2 separate regions of the Mus musculus genome follow, and region 2 is linked to region 1. The links are chromatin loops, found by intact Hi-C in ENCODE. Cell type or tissue: left cerebral cortex. All regions are shown on one strand.

Region 1 (8,000 bases):
ATCTGTCTGTCTAGTTCATAGTTGGATCTTTTCAGTGAAAACTGGAAAGACGGGGGGCATGCCTAGTTTTCCAGAGCAACACACATATAGCTTGGTCTTTTAAGGAGTTTCTTTTTCATCATTACACCATAGAAAGAAATTGGACATGACTAACACTAGTTTTGTAGACAGATAAGTGGCTATACTGCTCTCAGAATTTCTGTCCTGCACTCAGAACATCCATTTTTGTTGTATCCTTTTCTTGTCTATGCAGGTGATTTTCTACGACAGTGACTGGAACCCCACTGTAGACCAGCAGGCCATGGATAGGGCCCACCGCTTGGGGCAAACAAAACAGGTCACTGTGTACCGGCTTATCTGTAAAGGCACAATTGAGGAGCGTATTCTGCAGAGAGCCAAGGAAAAGAGTGAGGTGAGCACGGGGAAGGAAGGGTGATCGTGCTGGAGGGACAGAAAGCAGTCAGTACTGTACCGAAATTATTTAAGACTTATATTTCATTAGGCAGACAAACTAGTGTTCTTGGTAAGCATTGGAGCCTGTACCTTACTTAGTCTTACTAGCTCCTGTGTACACTGATACCAGGAAGGGTGACATTTCAGAGTTCACCTTGGTTTGTCCCCAAAAAAATCTTCAAATTGTCCTTTCTTTGGGACAAATAATGTAGAGGAGCCAGGTCAGTGAACAAGAACTAGTGAGCCAAAGCCTCCCTTTGGAGCTGATTTCACAGGGCTGCTGCTGCTGCTGCTGTATGGGAAAGAACACATGCAGATGACATTTTAATCCACTTTGTTTAGATTCAGCGCATGGTGATTTCTGGTGGGAACTTCAAACCAGATACCTTGAAACCCAAAGAGGTGGTTAGCCTTCTTCTAGATGACGAAGAACTGGAAAAGAAACGTATGTACTTTGGCAACCGAAGTTCTGCCCTTGCCAGATTTACAGAATGAGATAAGCATTGCATATGCCAAGGCTAGAGTGAGTGTGTGTGTGCAGTGTGTATGAGTGTGTGTGCAGTGTGTATGAGTGTGTGTGTGTGTGTGTGTGTGTGTGTGTGTGTGTGTGTGTGTGTGTGTGTGTGTGTGAGATTGTGGTTACCTTCCACTATATGAGTTCCAGGTTCAAATTCTCATTGTCAGGCTTGGTAGCAAATACCTTTACCTAGTGAGTCATCTCACTGGCCCAGAAAAATATTTTACACATAATTTCAACAGCAAGCTTCTATAACTATAAAGACCCTTTGCATAGAGTTGTATATTCTGAGAATATTGAGTTTCAGATTTACCCTGAGTTCCTGTGAGTACTTCCTCACCTCTACATCTAAACTAAACTCTTTTCAAGAAGAAAAGACAAGGAAGCAACATAATTGAGTAGAATCCAGGTTTGAACCTAAAAGCTGTTGAGATACCAATAACTATTGTTCCTTATTTAGGAAAACGATATTTTCTCTTGTTTTGGCTTTTGTTTTGTTGTTGTTGTTGTTGTTTGTTTGTTTGGGTTTTGCTTTGTTTTGTTTTTTTCTGAAACAGAATTTCTTTATGTATCCTTCCTTAGCTGTTCTGGAACTAGCTCTGTAGACCAGGCTGGCCTTGAACTTATGAAATCTGCCTAGCTTTGCCTCTTGATCCCTGGGATTGAAAGCATATGCCCAGACCAAAATAAAAGTTTTTCTTAAACAAAAATTACACCTTGGGAACCAACCACAAGAGGATATGGCCCTAAGTTTCAGAGGATAACAGTTATGACTCCTACATTTTCTTGATAGTGAGACTGCGGCAGGAAGAGAAACGGCAGCAGGAGGAAAGCAACCGAGTGAAAGAACGCAAACGCAAGCGGGAGAAGTACGCAGAAAAGGTATCTCCAGATGGCTTGTGGGGGGGCCAGGCCCTGGGATAAGTTTTAGAAGCACAAAAGGCCTTTGGGTGCCATACATGCATGTATGGGCGGGCGCCTACACACATATTTGTTTTACGTAGTAAACCACAGCTTGCATCAGTTTTTCCTTCTCACGCATGCTCGTGTTGGTCCCAGTTGGACTGGACAATCAGTGATAACTGTGATAGCTAAGGGGATAATGCTACGTACATAATTAGCTTTTATAGAACTTAGTTTATGTGGTTTGCGTCAGGGTCTTTCTACTTATCCCTGCTGCCCTGGAACGCAGTGGGTAGACCAGGCTGGCCTGGAACTCAAAATATCCTCCTGTCTCTGACTCAGGAGTGTCTGACTTCTTTCATAGACTCTTTTAAAAGGACCTGGGCAAGCATGATGAGAACCACCTTTAATCCCAGCAACTGGGAGACAGAATCAGGCAGATCTCTGAGTTCCAGACCAGTCATGGCTACATAATGAGACTATCTCCAGAAAAGAAAACAGGCTGCGGTTGGATCCCTTTGCTCGTAGGCCTTTGATGGCTGGCAGCTTAGAGCTGGTCTGTTAGAGCCCCTCTCTGTGAAGAGGGGATACTTTCTACTCACTTCTTTTATAGACTTGGAAAATCCTAAAAATGAAACACAAAGTCCTCCTGGTTTGGGCTGCCATTTCTGCTCCTTCCCTGGCAGCCTCTTTCCCTCACTCTGTTCTCATATCTAACCCGTTACTTGCCACTACTCAAAATAAAAATAGCGTTAACATACAGAAACAATATCTAGGTCTGGGGGTATAGCTTAGTGTTAAAGGACTAGGGTATCATCCTTAAAAAATGGATCAGGGAGGGAGGGAGGGAAGAAGGGAGGACAGAGAACCTGTCAAAGAATAAAGGGTGGCTTTCTCACGCAGGCAGATGCAGAAATCTGTAGTTCTTTTGTGCGAGTGATAGTGTACACATGCCACAGTGGGTGTGGGAAGTCAGAGGACAACTGTAGAGCTGTTTCTCTCTTTCTACCTTTCTATGGACTGGGGTGGACTGGCATCATCCAGCTTAGGTGGCAGTCACCAGTTCCCATCGAGCCAACCGCATATGATTGTACACTCTATCTTAACCCTGCAGTAGATGTACACAATATGGCTCTGTCTGAAAAAGCCAGTGAGATGGCTCAGAAGGTAAAGACACTTGATGCCTAGCCTGATGACCTGAGTGGGATCCCAGGAATTTATGTGGTGGAACGTAATTCCCACAAGCTGTCTTCTGACTTCCGTGTGAGTGCAGTGCATGCATATGCACACATACAGTCAGTCAGTCAGTCAATGAGCGAGCCAGACTAGAAATGGGCTGTCAGGAAAGGGTATGCCTTCCTCCTCCTCTGCGAGTTTTCACTTCCTTCAAGATTCAGGGCTTGAGAAGTGGCTCAGTGGTGGAGCACTTTCCCTGAGTGTGAGAGGCCTTTAGTTCAGTCCTCAGTACACACATAACCTATACACACGAAAAATTAATTGAGCCTGCATAGTCATGCTGTCAGGAAGATGGAGAAAATTTGAGGTCAGCCTAAGCTATAGAGCAAGACCCTGTCTCAAGTCAGTGTAGGGTGTGTGCTCATGGCTTAGACAGGACAATGAGGCCACAACAGGAACTGTAACAAGTGCCAGGCTAGTCAGAGCCATATACCAAGACTCTGCCTATAATTGTTTTATTTGTTAATCTCGCTTTTCTCTTTGGGGCAAATACTCATGTTTTTATGTATTTTCTGACCTTTGTATTCCCAGAAGAAAAAGGAAGATGAGTTGGATGGGAAGAGGAGGAAAGAGGGTGTGAACCTCGTGATCCCGTTTGTTCCCTCTGCTGACAACTCCAACCTCTCCGCTGATGGGGATGATTCCTTCATCAGTGTCGACTCAGCCATGCCCAGCCCTTTCAGTGAGGTGAGCCTCTTCCTGCGTTCTACATCACAGCAGTGGGACTGCACTCTGACCTTGTGGCAGGGACATGGTGGGCAGTGTTCACTTCCAGCCTTGTAGGAAGGGTTGTATAAGGACAGGCTGACTCTCAGAGCCAAAGGCAGATGGGAGGGAGAAATGCTACATGTCCCCCAGAGCATGTTCTCACTTGAGTGTGAGGGCTGTAGCCATTGAAGTTATTAGTAAGCTCAGCCCTTCTGCTTCCAGATCTCAATCAGCAGTGAACTGCACACTGGCTCTATTCCCCCTGATGAGAGCAGCAGTGACATGTTAGTCATCGTGGATGACCCAGCCTCCTCAGCACCTCAGTCGAGAGCCACCAACTCTCCTGCTTCCATAACAGGCTCTGTGTCAGACACTGTGAATGGTAAGTGATGCTACTCTTTCATACAGCGTCAGCCTGCTCCACTGCTCAGTGGGAAGCATTCCTCTGGGGGTAAGTGAGCTCTGCTTCCTTTTAGGATACAGGATTTTATTGTTGTTGTTGTTGTTGTTGTTGTTGTTATTAACTTTTTTGTTCTGTTTTGGATGTTTTTGTTGTTGGTTGGTTGGTTGGTTGGTTGGTTTTTTTAAGACAGGGTCTCTCACATAGTGCTGGCATTTGCTATGTAGACCAGGTTGTCCTTGAACTTAATAAGAGATCCACCTGCTTCTGATTTCCACATCCTGGGATTAAAAGCATATACTACCACATCTGGCACATTTTTATTTATTGTGTGTGTGTGTGTGTGTGTGTGTGTGTGTGTGTGTGTGTGTGTGTGTGTATGTGTGTGTATACACAACGTGGAGGTCAAAGGACAGAATACAAGGATTGGTTCTCTCCTTCCACCACTGTGGTCCCAGGGATTGAATCAGCCTCTCAGGCTCACTATCAACAGCCTTTACTGCCTGACCGTCTTTCTAAGCAAAGGGAATAAGTAATGTTTAGGAGAAGCAAAATAAGAACTTGGTAAAGTTTTTTTTTTTTTTTAATTGTTTTCTAGTTATTCTGTCTTTAGTATTTCACCTTTATTTTTGCTAGCTTTTTTTTAACTTTTTACATATTGAGTATGTGTTTCTGTGTGTATGTGTGTATTCAAGTGTGTGATTGTGTGTAGGGACATGCATATGCATGTAGAAGCCAAAGGCTGACAGTGGGTGTCTTTCCTGATTGGCGTGTGTGTACGTTGGTGTGTGTGTACGTTGGTGTGTGTGTGCGTTGGTGTGTGTGTGTGTGTTGTTGTGTGTGTGCGTTGTTGTGTGTGTACGTTGGTGGGTGTGTGTGCGTTGGTGTGTGTGTGCGTTGGGGTGTGTGTGCGTTGGGGTGTGTGTGCGTTGGGGTGTGTGTGCGTTGGGTGTGTATTTGTATGGAGGCCAGAGGTTCACATCAGGCGTCTACTTCTGTCACTGTCCAGTTCTTTTGTTGTTAGGTCACTGACCCTGGTGCTCACTGCTTGAGCTAAACTGGCTGGCCAGCGAGCCCCAGGGACCCACCTGTGTCTGCCTCCCCATCCCTGTGTGTGTGCTGCCTGCTCTCACAGCCTGGAGACCAGGCTCAGGGCTCATGCTCCCATGGCAGGCACTTTCTCCAGTAGAACCGGCTCCCCAAACCCTGAATTTTGCTAGTTTTTAACTAAAGTTGGCTTTGGGGACATTTCTTTTTTGTTGTTTTATGAGGCCCAGTGTTACTACTACTGCTTTTTGATGAATCTTAATTTCAAAGCCTGAAAATAGGACTGACCATAGTGCTATGAAGGGGGAGGATAGGTAGAAACATCCTTGAAACAACCTTGGCTACATAATGAGACCCTCTCTCAAAATTTAAATTTAAAACAAAAAACAAAAAGCAACCTTAGCCATAAGATTAGAAGTGGTTCGGTGGCAGAGTGCTTGTCTAGCGTGCACTAATCCAAGACCTGGGCTCAGTGCCCAGAAGGTTGTTTTGTTTTGTTTTGTTTTGTTTTGTTTTGTTTTAAATAGAGATAGAAGTTGGTTGTTGAAGGCGGGAACACTTTAGTTTTTGAAGGAAGTCTTGGAGTTCATTTAGTGATGGGCTAGAATAAAAAGTAATAACCATGGTGGAGCCACTCCTTAGAAGGGACAACAGTAGGAAAATCATAGCTATGTTAAAAGACATCCCCAAATGTCCTCAGATCTCAGTGAGTCAGGCACCATATCCTGTGTCTATGGTCTCAGAACTCAGAATATCAGTCTGAGATTGGAGGATTACTTGAGATCGGGGGTTTTAAAAAGGTCAGCCTGAATAACATTAGGAAACCTTGTCTCAAACAAAAGAGGACCCCTTGAGAGCCAGTATTCCCTATCAGGGGTATTTGTTAGCATTTTAAGAGATTTATTTTTTTCCCTCTTGGCTATTCGTTCCCACAGGAATTTCCATTCAGGAAGTGCCAGCTGCAGGACGTGGTCACTCAGCTCGAAGCCGAGGCCGCCCCAAGGGTTCAGGAAGCACAGCCAAAGGAGCAGGCAAAGGCCGAAGCCGCAAGTCCACTGCAGGCAGTGCTGCTGCGATGGCAGGAGCCAAAGCAGGGGCTGCAGCAGCTTCTGCAGCTGCTTATGCTGCATACGGGTACAATGTGTCTAAAGGTTGGTGCAGATTGTGATCAAGGACTGTCTGAGAATCCATTTAACATAGAGTGTGCAGGATATTCCAAGCCAAAACCCGGAGACCATCTTAGGACTGAGCAGTTCTGACTCACCCTTGCACTCCTGACAAATAGCTGTCTGTGAAGTAGAAGTAGCTGTGGTCAGAGTGAACTGAAGGAGGAGCTGCACTTGAAACATCCAGTTTTTCTGCCCCTCCCCTTTAATTCTGGTTGGTTATTGTTTGCTTGTTTGTTTGTTTTTCTGGGACATTTATTTTCCAGTAATCCAAACAAGGGTAGTTAACATTTATCCAGCTACCTGGGCCATTGCCTCAGGCAGTGCACACCTAAGAGTGCATAGGGGTAGAGCTGGTAGAGCATGCATGTGCCCTTGAATGGAACAAGCCAGAAGAGAAGCACGTTGTGGAGTGGTTTATAAGCAGTATACAGATAATGGAAGGAAAGAGGCAAGCTTACTTGTGATTACAGGTCAAAAGCTGGGGAACCATGGACCTGCTATAAGAATTGTGGAGTATCATTCAGAATGGAGAAGACTGGGATTGTGTGTGAGAAAGGATTCAGACAAATGCAAGAGTTGACACCACCATGGCATATTGAGGTTCACAACACGTTATGCTGAGAAGGAGCAATGAAAGTCATGAATGAGAAGGGACTGTTGACAGGTGGAGAGAAGTAACGACTGAGATAGAGATACAGAAAGGATGATTGAAGTGAGAATGCAGGCCGTCCAAGTGCAGTAAGACAACCCACACAGAGCTGCCTCCCTTCTATGCAAAGTCTGGCCTCAGGTAGATAATAGCACACGCTCAGAATCCCAGCACCCAGGAGGCAGGTTCTAGACCAGCCAGAGTTACCCTGCTACAAACAAAAATCTCAGGTGGGCTTAGCATAGCTCATAAGTTTTGGGAGGGGAGCTTGTTTGTTAATTCTTTTTCATTTTTTTCTCATGTGCATTGGTGTTTTCCCTGCATGTATGTCTGTGTTAGAGTGGAGGAGTGTCTGGAACTGGAGTTACAGATAGCCATGAGCTGCCATGTGGATGCTGGGAATTGAACCCCGGGTCTCCTGGAAAAGCAACCAGCAGCCATCGAGTCATCTCTCCAATCCTTGTTTGTTAAGTTTTTGGGTAGAATTTAATGTATCTGAAGCTGGCCTTGTTCTCATGATGCAGACAGTGGTAACCTTTTACTTCTGATGGCTAGTAGAATTGTTAAAGCAGGGAAAGGCATACTTGTATAGAAAGTGCTTGGCCTATTGTGAGTGCTTAGTAAAAGTTGATTCCCTTCTCCTTTCTCCCATTGCAGGATCTCTGCTTTCATTATTGTTTCATTAAGGAAATAAGTAGAGTAGCCTTCCCTGCTGTTTGTTAGCCCTTTGCTAGCTCATTTGTGTCCTTGGAAAACAGTAATCACTGCAGTAATCAAAGCTGCTGTGCTGGGGCTCATCGGAGAATGAGGCAGTGTGACACAGCAGAGAAGCAGGAAGGGTACAGCAGGCAAGGAGGTAGACTGGCCTAAGAAAACCAACAGGTACTGAGAGCTAGGAATGAAAAGTGACAAGGATTG
Region 2 (8,000 bases), 62 kb before region 1:
TTATACACAGGCTTTTATTAAGATTTGCTAAATTCTGTTGACTACATATAATTTATGACTTGGATATTCTTACCTTCAATTTCCACCCTACTTTAGGCCAAGAGGCAACAACGAAAACTCAACTTCTTAATCACTCAGACAGAATTGTATGCTCATTTTATGAGTCGAAAACGTGATATGGGTCATGATGGAATCCAGGAAGAAATCTTAAGGAAACTAGAAGATAGTTCTACCCAGAGACAAATTGACATTGGTGGAGGAGTGGTGGTTAACATCACCCAAGAAGACTATGGTAAGTCCTGAGTCAGGAAGTAGTGGAAGTAGGTAGCCTTCTTTTTTCACATCAAGGTTGTGTATGTTAAAATTCTTACAGGTTTTGTCCTAATTCGTGCATAATACTGCTCAGAAATGGGAGATTTAATGCACTGGATCAAGAAAATACGTGTATTTCTGCAAAGGAAGCCTATAAAATAACTTAAGAATTTTCAGTAGAGGCCTGGGAAGAGAGAATGTTTGCCTAGCTGCACGAATCCCTGGACTTGATACCTAGCATCACATAAACCAGGTGGTAGTGATCTCACACTTCAGAAGGTTAGGCAAGAGGATCAGAAGTTGGAGGTCATCTTCAGTTACATGGTTAGAGTATTTTCATAGTGTAGTAATTAAGATCGTGTTGACCTAGAAATGCAGAATGGAAATATTTCAGAGTATCTTGAGTATTAACACATGTATAGATTTCAATTGCTTTCTCCCCACATAAATATAATTTTGAATCTGCATGTTGGTCTTGCCTATCCTGGTAATTGATATCAATTTATAAAGAAACCATAGGACTGAGAGATTGTAGATCTTAACTCCCAGTTGGGTTTTGTGTGCTGTCTTTCACTCTTGGAGACAAGAGACAGCCGCAGCTACTTTATACGTCTAGGTTCTGTTGTTTGTTTATTTTTGTTGTAGTTTTTTTGAGATAGTGTCTCACTCTGGCTGTCCTGAAACTCACTGTGTAGACCAGAGTGGCGTGGAACACACAGAAACCTACTTGCCTCTTCCTACTAAGTGCTGGCATTAAAGTTGTGTGTCACCATGCCTTACTTGTTTCTAGGTTTTTGCCCACTCCTTGTCCTTTGTTAATCTTGGGATAAATACAGTGGGAAACTGGGAATCCACTTATGTGTGGGATAAATCTTTGAAGACGTGATAATTCTAAGTGCAATAATCTACGTGTTTTCTCTTTTCAGATAGTAACCATTTTAAAGCCCAGGCCCTGAAGAATGCTGAAAATGCTTATCATATTCACCAAGCTCGAGTAAGTCTTTAAGTCAAAAGGCAGGCTGGGCATGGTGACCACACCTTTGATCCCAGCACTCAGGAAGGTAGAGTCAGATGGAGCTCCATGAGTGTGAGGCTAGCTTGGTGGACAATATCAGTTCTAGACCAGCCAAGGATACATAGTGAGACCCGTCCCAAAAAAAGGGGAGGGGGAGGCAAAGGTATATTGTAGTTATCCTAGGAAATGTGCCAGTTTCTTACTTTATTTTATTCTTTGTTCATTGTTTTCAGTTTAACACACTGGTTAGTGTGTGTGTGGTGTGTGTGTGTGTGTGTGTGTGTGTGTGTGTGTGTGTGTGTGTGTGTGTGTGTGTGTGTGTGTATATCTATGTATGTGTATGTGTTTGTGAGACTCAGACTGTATATAGGGTGAAGGCTTTCCTTACTTCAGTTACAGATGGTTCTTGCCACCATGTGGGTACTGGGACTTGAACTGGAAGATCAGCCAGTGCTTTTATTTAGTGAGCCATCCCTCAGACCCCTGCCTTTGCTTTAAACTAGTACTAATAGCTTGAGATGGCAGAATAACAAGTGTTCACTTGTATAGAATTTTTATTATTAGTAATGTTGAAAGGTTTATAGTTGAGCTACAAACTGTTTTTTGTTGTTTTGTATCCTCTTGACTAATCATGGGTTGTTTAATAAAAAAGTCTGTCAAGAGTGCTATGCCTTGTGAAAACTAAGTAACTGCTGTCTTTCACTCAAGCACTTATTTGTCCTCTGATTTCTGAGCTAGTGGTTTTAAAAAAAAGATTTACTTTTATTTTGTCTGTATGAATGTTTTGTTTACAAGTATATATTTACACTATGTGTATGGTTGGTGCCTACAGGGATCAAAAGAGAATGCCAGGTCCCCTGGAACTGGAGTAAGGTTGTTTGTGAGCTGTCATGTATGTGCTGGGAACTGAATCTAGGTCCACTGCCCTTGAGGAGCTAATGATCTTTAATAAAATTAATAATGAACTGCATATGGGCTGAAATGAGTGAAGACAGTGCAGTTCAGTGTGCTGCAGAGGAGCCTTCTACTTTGCCAGGGTTAAGACTAGCTACTGCCAGGTGTGCTGGTTTGCACCCTTAATCCCAGCACCTGGGAGGCAGAGTGGTGTAGAGGATTTCTGTAAGTTTCAGGCCAGCCTGGTGGTCTATGTACTGAGTGCCAGGGCAGCCAGGGTTATGTAGAAAGACCCTGTCTCAAAATATCAAACAAATAAACAGAATAGACACAAATTCCACTTTCACACAATTCCTTCGATTAAGTTTTGTATTAAAGCTTCTTTTGCTTTTTAATATTTACTAGATATGTTTATTTTTCAAAGCATTGACTTTGATAATAAAAGTTTTTATTTTTTTATTTTTTTATTTTTTTTTTATTTTTTTTGGTTTTTCGAGACAGGGTTTCTCTGTGTAGCCCTGGCTGTCCTGGAACTCACTTGTAGACCAGGCTAGCCTCGAACTCAGAAATCCGCCTGCCTCTGCCTCCCGAGTGCTGGGATTAAAGGCGTGCGCCACCATGCCCGGCTTTTTGGTCTTTTTTTTTTTTTTTTTTTTTTTTTTTTTTTTTGGTAAAAGTTTTTATTCAAGTAGATCATGTACTTTCATTATGGTTAACATAGTCTCCTATGTACCCAAACTCTTATATCAGAACTTGGAACAAATAGTTTTAATTAGTGAGCAACATAGCTTAGTATGGTAATAAAAACATTTTAATATAATTGTTACATTAACTCAGTAAGATATTAGAAACATTATTAGCATAGTGTAAAAATGTTGATAAATTTTATGTTAATTTAAAAAATTCTTATATATTTTTCTTGACATTTTTATTTTCCAGACAAGGTCATTTGATGAAGATGCAAAAGAAAGTCGGGCAGCTGCCCTTAGGGCAGCAGACAAGTCTGGCTCTGGGTTTGGGGAGAGTTATAGCTTAGCAAATCCATCTATCCGGGCCGGTGAGGATATTCCGCAACCCACTATTTTCAATGGCAAGTTGAAAGGTTACCAGCTGAAAGGCATGAACTGGTTAGCAAATTTATATGAACAGGTAAATTTAGAACTCTATTGAGCCTATTCTTTTTACTTTAACATCTGTTTTTCTTTTGATTAATGTAATTATGAAGTGAGTTTACCTTTAGCTTTTATTTATTTATTTTTTAAAGATTTACTTGTTTTTATTATGTCTGTAAGAATGTTTGCCTGTATTGTATGTAACTACACCATAGGCATGCAGTCTGCATGGAGATCAAAAGAGGGCATCAGATTCCTAGAACCGGAGTTAGAGCTGGGTGTGAGCCATGTGGGCAATAGAAACTGAACTTGAATCCTTTGCAAAAGCAGCGGTGCTCTTAACCACTGAGCAATTTCTCCATTTTCAAAACTTCACTATCATGTTAGAGTCAGAAAGGTATCAGTATTTCTAACTTGGATATTCTGTGTGTATCCAGTGTATATAGTATGTCTTAGATGGTCTTGGTAAACTGCATTGTTTGCTTAATATGTGCTACATTAGGTAAAGAACTGGCCTTAGTCTTGGTCTAATATATCATGAATCACACATATATCTCTAGTGTTGCTAAAAGAAACTATTGCAGTAGTGATTTAATAGTCTTGGTACTGAGTATCTCTCCAATCAATCTTTGCTGTCTTTTGAGCTCTTTTGGCATTAAGTGAAATGAATTCTAATGGGTGCAATCAGGTGTTGATCATGTGTCTCTTACTCTCTCTGTCTCTCAGGGTATTAATGGAATTCTTGCTGATGAAATGGGTCTTGGTAAAACTGTACAGAGCATTGCCCTCCTGGCCCATCTGGCTGAGGTGAGTAGATGGAATTGTCAATCTTGTTTTCCTTAACTTAGGCCTCCCCTCCCCTTTCCTCCCCTCCCTCTCATCCCCCCTACTTCCCTCTCCTCCCCACTTCTCCCTCCACCCTTCAAAACAGGGTTTCTCTGTATAGCCTTGGCTATCCTAGACCTCACTGTACAGATATGGCTGGCGTCCAACCCAGAGATCTGCCTGCCTTTTCTCCCAAGTACTGGAATTAAAGACCTGCATCACCGTCGACAATGAGCCACTTAAAAGCAGTGTTACTCTTGGTAGTATATGAAAATAGCCGAATTTGTTGCTATACCTGAAGACTTTTTTGTTGTTGTTGTTGTTTTTTCGAGACAGGGTTTCTCTGTATAGCCCTGGCTGTCCTCGAACTCACTTTGTAGACCAGGCTGGCCTGGAACTCAGAAATCTGCCTGCCTTTGCCTCCTGAGTGCTGGGATTAAAGGCGTGTGCCACCACCGCCCAGCTCAAGACGTTTTTAAAATAATGATTTATTTATTTGCATTGGTTTTTAACTGCATATATGTTTGTGTGAGGGCATTGGATCCCCTGGAACTGGAATTATAGACAGTTGTTAGCTACCACGTGGGTCCTAGGAATTAAACTCAGGTCCTCTGAAAGAGTAGCCAGTGCTTTTAACTGGAGCTATCTACAGCCCCAGACCTTTTTTGTTCTCAGTGGGGCCAAAACAGTATTTGAACAAGTATAGCTAGAATTCTTGTCTTTTACTTCCTTTTAAGAAGTACTGATATAGTGTCAAGGACTTTATGGTTGCAAGAATTAGTAGTGGAGCCAGGCGTGGTGGTGCACGTCTTTTGTCCCAGCACTCGGGAGGCAGAGGCAGGCGGATTTCTGAGTTTGAGGCCAGCCTGGTCTACAAAGTGAGTTCCAGGACAGCCAGGGCTATACAGAAAAACCCTGTCTCGAAAAACCAAAAAAAAAAAAAAAAAATTGGTAGTGGATTTCCATCACAACACTACTTTTTCTAGCCATGTCATATAGTCAGCCGACTTATCCTCTTTGAGGTGAGTCTTTAAATCTCTGGTGCCTAGTTGTCTACTTTTTCCAAATCAGAGGTAATATATACCTTACAGCAATAATTTTTCTCCCCTTCTCTTCCTCCTCCTCTTCTTCCTCTTCTCTCTCTTTTTTAAAAAGATTTATTTATTTATTTATTTATTTTATATATATGAGTACACTGTAGCTGTGCAGATGGTTGTGAGCCATCATGTGATTTCTGGAAATTCAACTCTGCTTGCTCAAGCCCGCTCTATCCCACCCAAAGATTTATTTATTATTAAATATAAGTATACTTCAGACACACCGGAAGAGGGACCTTCAGAAGAGCAGTCAGTGCTCTTAACCGCTGAGCCATCTCTCCAGCCCCTCTTTTTTTTTTTTTTTTTGAGACAGCGTTTAGTCAGGTATAACTCTAGCTGTCCTGAAACTCACTCTGTAGAACAGGTTGGCCTGAACTTAGAGACTCACCTGCCTCTGCCTCCTGAGTGCTGGGATTAAAGGACTATACTGTGGCCACCACCACTGCCACCTGGCAGATTTTATAAAATTTAAATGAGAAAATGTGTAATACATACTATGAAAAAATTAGCATTCTTCTACTTTATTAACAGTGAAATTGTGATAACATCGTAGAACAAATAAAAGTGAATTAGTATGTTACACACACATTTTTTTAAAAGATTTATTTATTTTATGTATATGAGTACACCGTTGCTATCAGACACTAGAAGAGGCCATTGGATTCTATTACAGATGGTTGTGCGCCACCATGTGATTGCTGGGAATTGAACTCAGGACCTCTTGAAGAGCAATCAGTGCTCTTAACCATTGAGCCATTTCTCCAGCTCCATGTCATGCACATGTTATGAATGAAATTAAGACCCAAAAGTCACGAGTGTCACTGCTTAGTACTTTACCTCCTTAGTGTGTCATTTTTATACTAACATTGCTTTTCATTGAAAGATATGTGTAGACACTTGGGAGATAGGCACAGTTTCTCTTGTTACAGTAATATCTATTTTTAAACTTCTCTTGTCATGGGTTGATTATTTAGGATTAAATAACTTCAGTTTTCCTACAGCAGGCTAACCTCATTTTCTGTTGCAGAGAGAAAACATTTGGGGACCTTTCTTAATAATTTCACCTGCTTCTACACTTAATAATTGGCACCAGGAGTTTACAAGATTTGTTCCTAAATTTAAGGTAAAGATCCTCTTGTTCTTTAAGATAAGCTTTCTGACCCTTGTTTACTGCTGTCTAATTGTCTTAGACTTCTGTGCTGTAGTAAACACTGTAACCGAAAGCAGCACAGAAGACAGGGTTCATTTTAGTTCACAGCTTTATATTTCATCATCCTTTAAGGAATTCTGAGCAGGAGCTCAAGCAATCGGGAACCTGGAGGCAGGTATTGAAGCAGAGGCCTTAGAACTAGTGTGCTGCTTACTGGTTTGTTCTCATAGTTTGCTCAGCCTGCCTTTTTCATCAGTCATCTATGAAGGTGTGGCCCCGCCCGCTGCAGGATAGGACCTTCCACATCTATCACTTACAGACTTGCTTAGAGGCTAATCTTGGTTTTGTTTCTTTTTCTTTTTCTTTTTTTTTTTTTTTTTTTTTGCTTTTTTGTTTTGTTTTGTTTGTTTATTTGTTTGAGACAGGGTCTCTATATGCAACCTTGTCTATCTTGAAACTCTCTATATAGACCAGGCTGGCCTTGAACTCCTAGAGATCCATTGGTCCCTACCTCCAGAGTGCTGTGAATAAAGTCCTGTGTTACCACACCTGGTATACAGGCCAATATTATGGAGGCATTTTCTCATTTTGGTTCCCTCTCTCTGTCTCCTGATTGCTGGGATGAAGGATGTGCACCCCACTCTTCTACTTTTTATTTTCAATGTGCATAGTTATGTGTGGGTAGTTGGATCTTCTAGAACTGGAGTTACAGGTGCTTGGGAACTGCCTGATACAGGTGCTGGGGACCAAACTCAGGTGCTTGAGGAGAGCAGTGGGTACTCTGAACTGCTAAGCCATCTCTTCAGCCTCCATATGTTTGTTTTCCTTGATACAGTCTTATGTGTTATATGCTGTCCTCAGACTTGTTATGTAGCCAGTGTTTCTAAGTATATATGCCACCACACAAGGTTTATGTGGCTTTAGGAATCACAGAGCTTCATGCAGGCTAGACTGTCACTGTACAAAGTGAACTACCTATCAAGTCCCTTATATCTGTATTTGCTTCATTTGTTTTCTTCTGTTTTAGAGACAGAACTATACTCTACCTCCAGTACTCCAGGAGCCTATCTTAGAATCCACTATGTTGTCCAGGCTGGCTCTGAACTTGTGATAGGTAGTCAGCCTGCTTCTGTTTCTAACTGATGGGATTCTAGGTGAAACATGACGTCTAGCTGTTTGTTTGTTTTGCTTTGTTTGTTGATAAATAGTCTGGTGTACCTGGGCTGGCTTTGAACTTGTCGAGTGACTGGGAATGACTTTGACCTCCTGATCTTCTTGCCTCAACCTGCCAAGTGCTGGAAGTGAGAGTCGTCATTCCCAGCTGCCTTATATTTCTTTCTTAGAAAAATTACTTATGAGAGTAATAAGAGAGCCAATACGTATATCTTTATACTATGTAAGTGAGAAATTCAAAGTCCAATTTAAGTTAATTATGGCATTTTCCATATCAATTGATGGTCATGGTGAAATGATAGAAATATCTATCTTGTTTCAAAGTATATTTTTCCAAATTTTACATTGTATTTTAGTCTATTCATATTAATTCATTTTTCTTAATACTCTAAAGGTAGTCTTGGTCCTGCTTATAATGGCTA

The links. A loop is a pair of places that touch in the nucleus more often than their neighbours do. Peaks named below come from ENCODE experiments on the same cell type or tissue, not always from the same donor. Only the 100,000 strongest peaks of a DNase experiment are listed, where the experiment ranks them.
Region 2: it touches region 1 in a loop (2.4-fold over the local background); 2 of 42 quality-filtered maps call a loop at or near these places.

What each region holds. Positions count from the first base shown.
Region 1 is chr2:119,375,762-119,383,761 of GRCm38, reverse strand. It overlaps Ino80 (INO80 complex subunit), which reads left to right. Exons shown (of 36, transcript NM_026574.4): 30 at 254-412; 31 at 796-898; 32 at 1,764-1,852; 33 at 3,641-3,796; 34 at 4,040-4,199; 35 at 6,200-6,415. Among named protein-coding and RNA genes, the nearest start is that of Chac1, 29 kb to the right of the region's middle. In left cerebral cortex, no CTCF peak of the experiment used is centred here; a DNase peak (open chromatin) is centred at 3,999.
Region 2 is chr2:119,437,753-119,445,752 of GRCm38, reverse strand. It overlaps Ino80 (INO80 complex subunit), which reads left to right. Exons shown (of 36, transcript NM_026574.4): 10 at 97-292; 11 at 1,239-1,306; 12 at 3,161-3,370; 13 at 4,060-4,140; 14 at 6,283-6,378. Among named protein-coding and RNA genes, the nearest start is that of Ino80, 36 kb to the left of the region's middle. In left cerebral cortex, no CTCF peak of the experiment used is centred here; no DNase peak of the experiment used is centred here.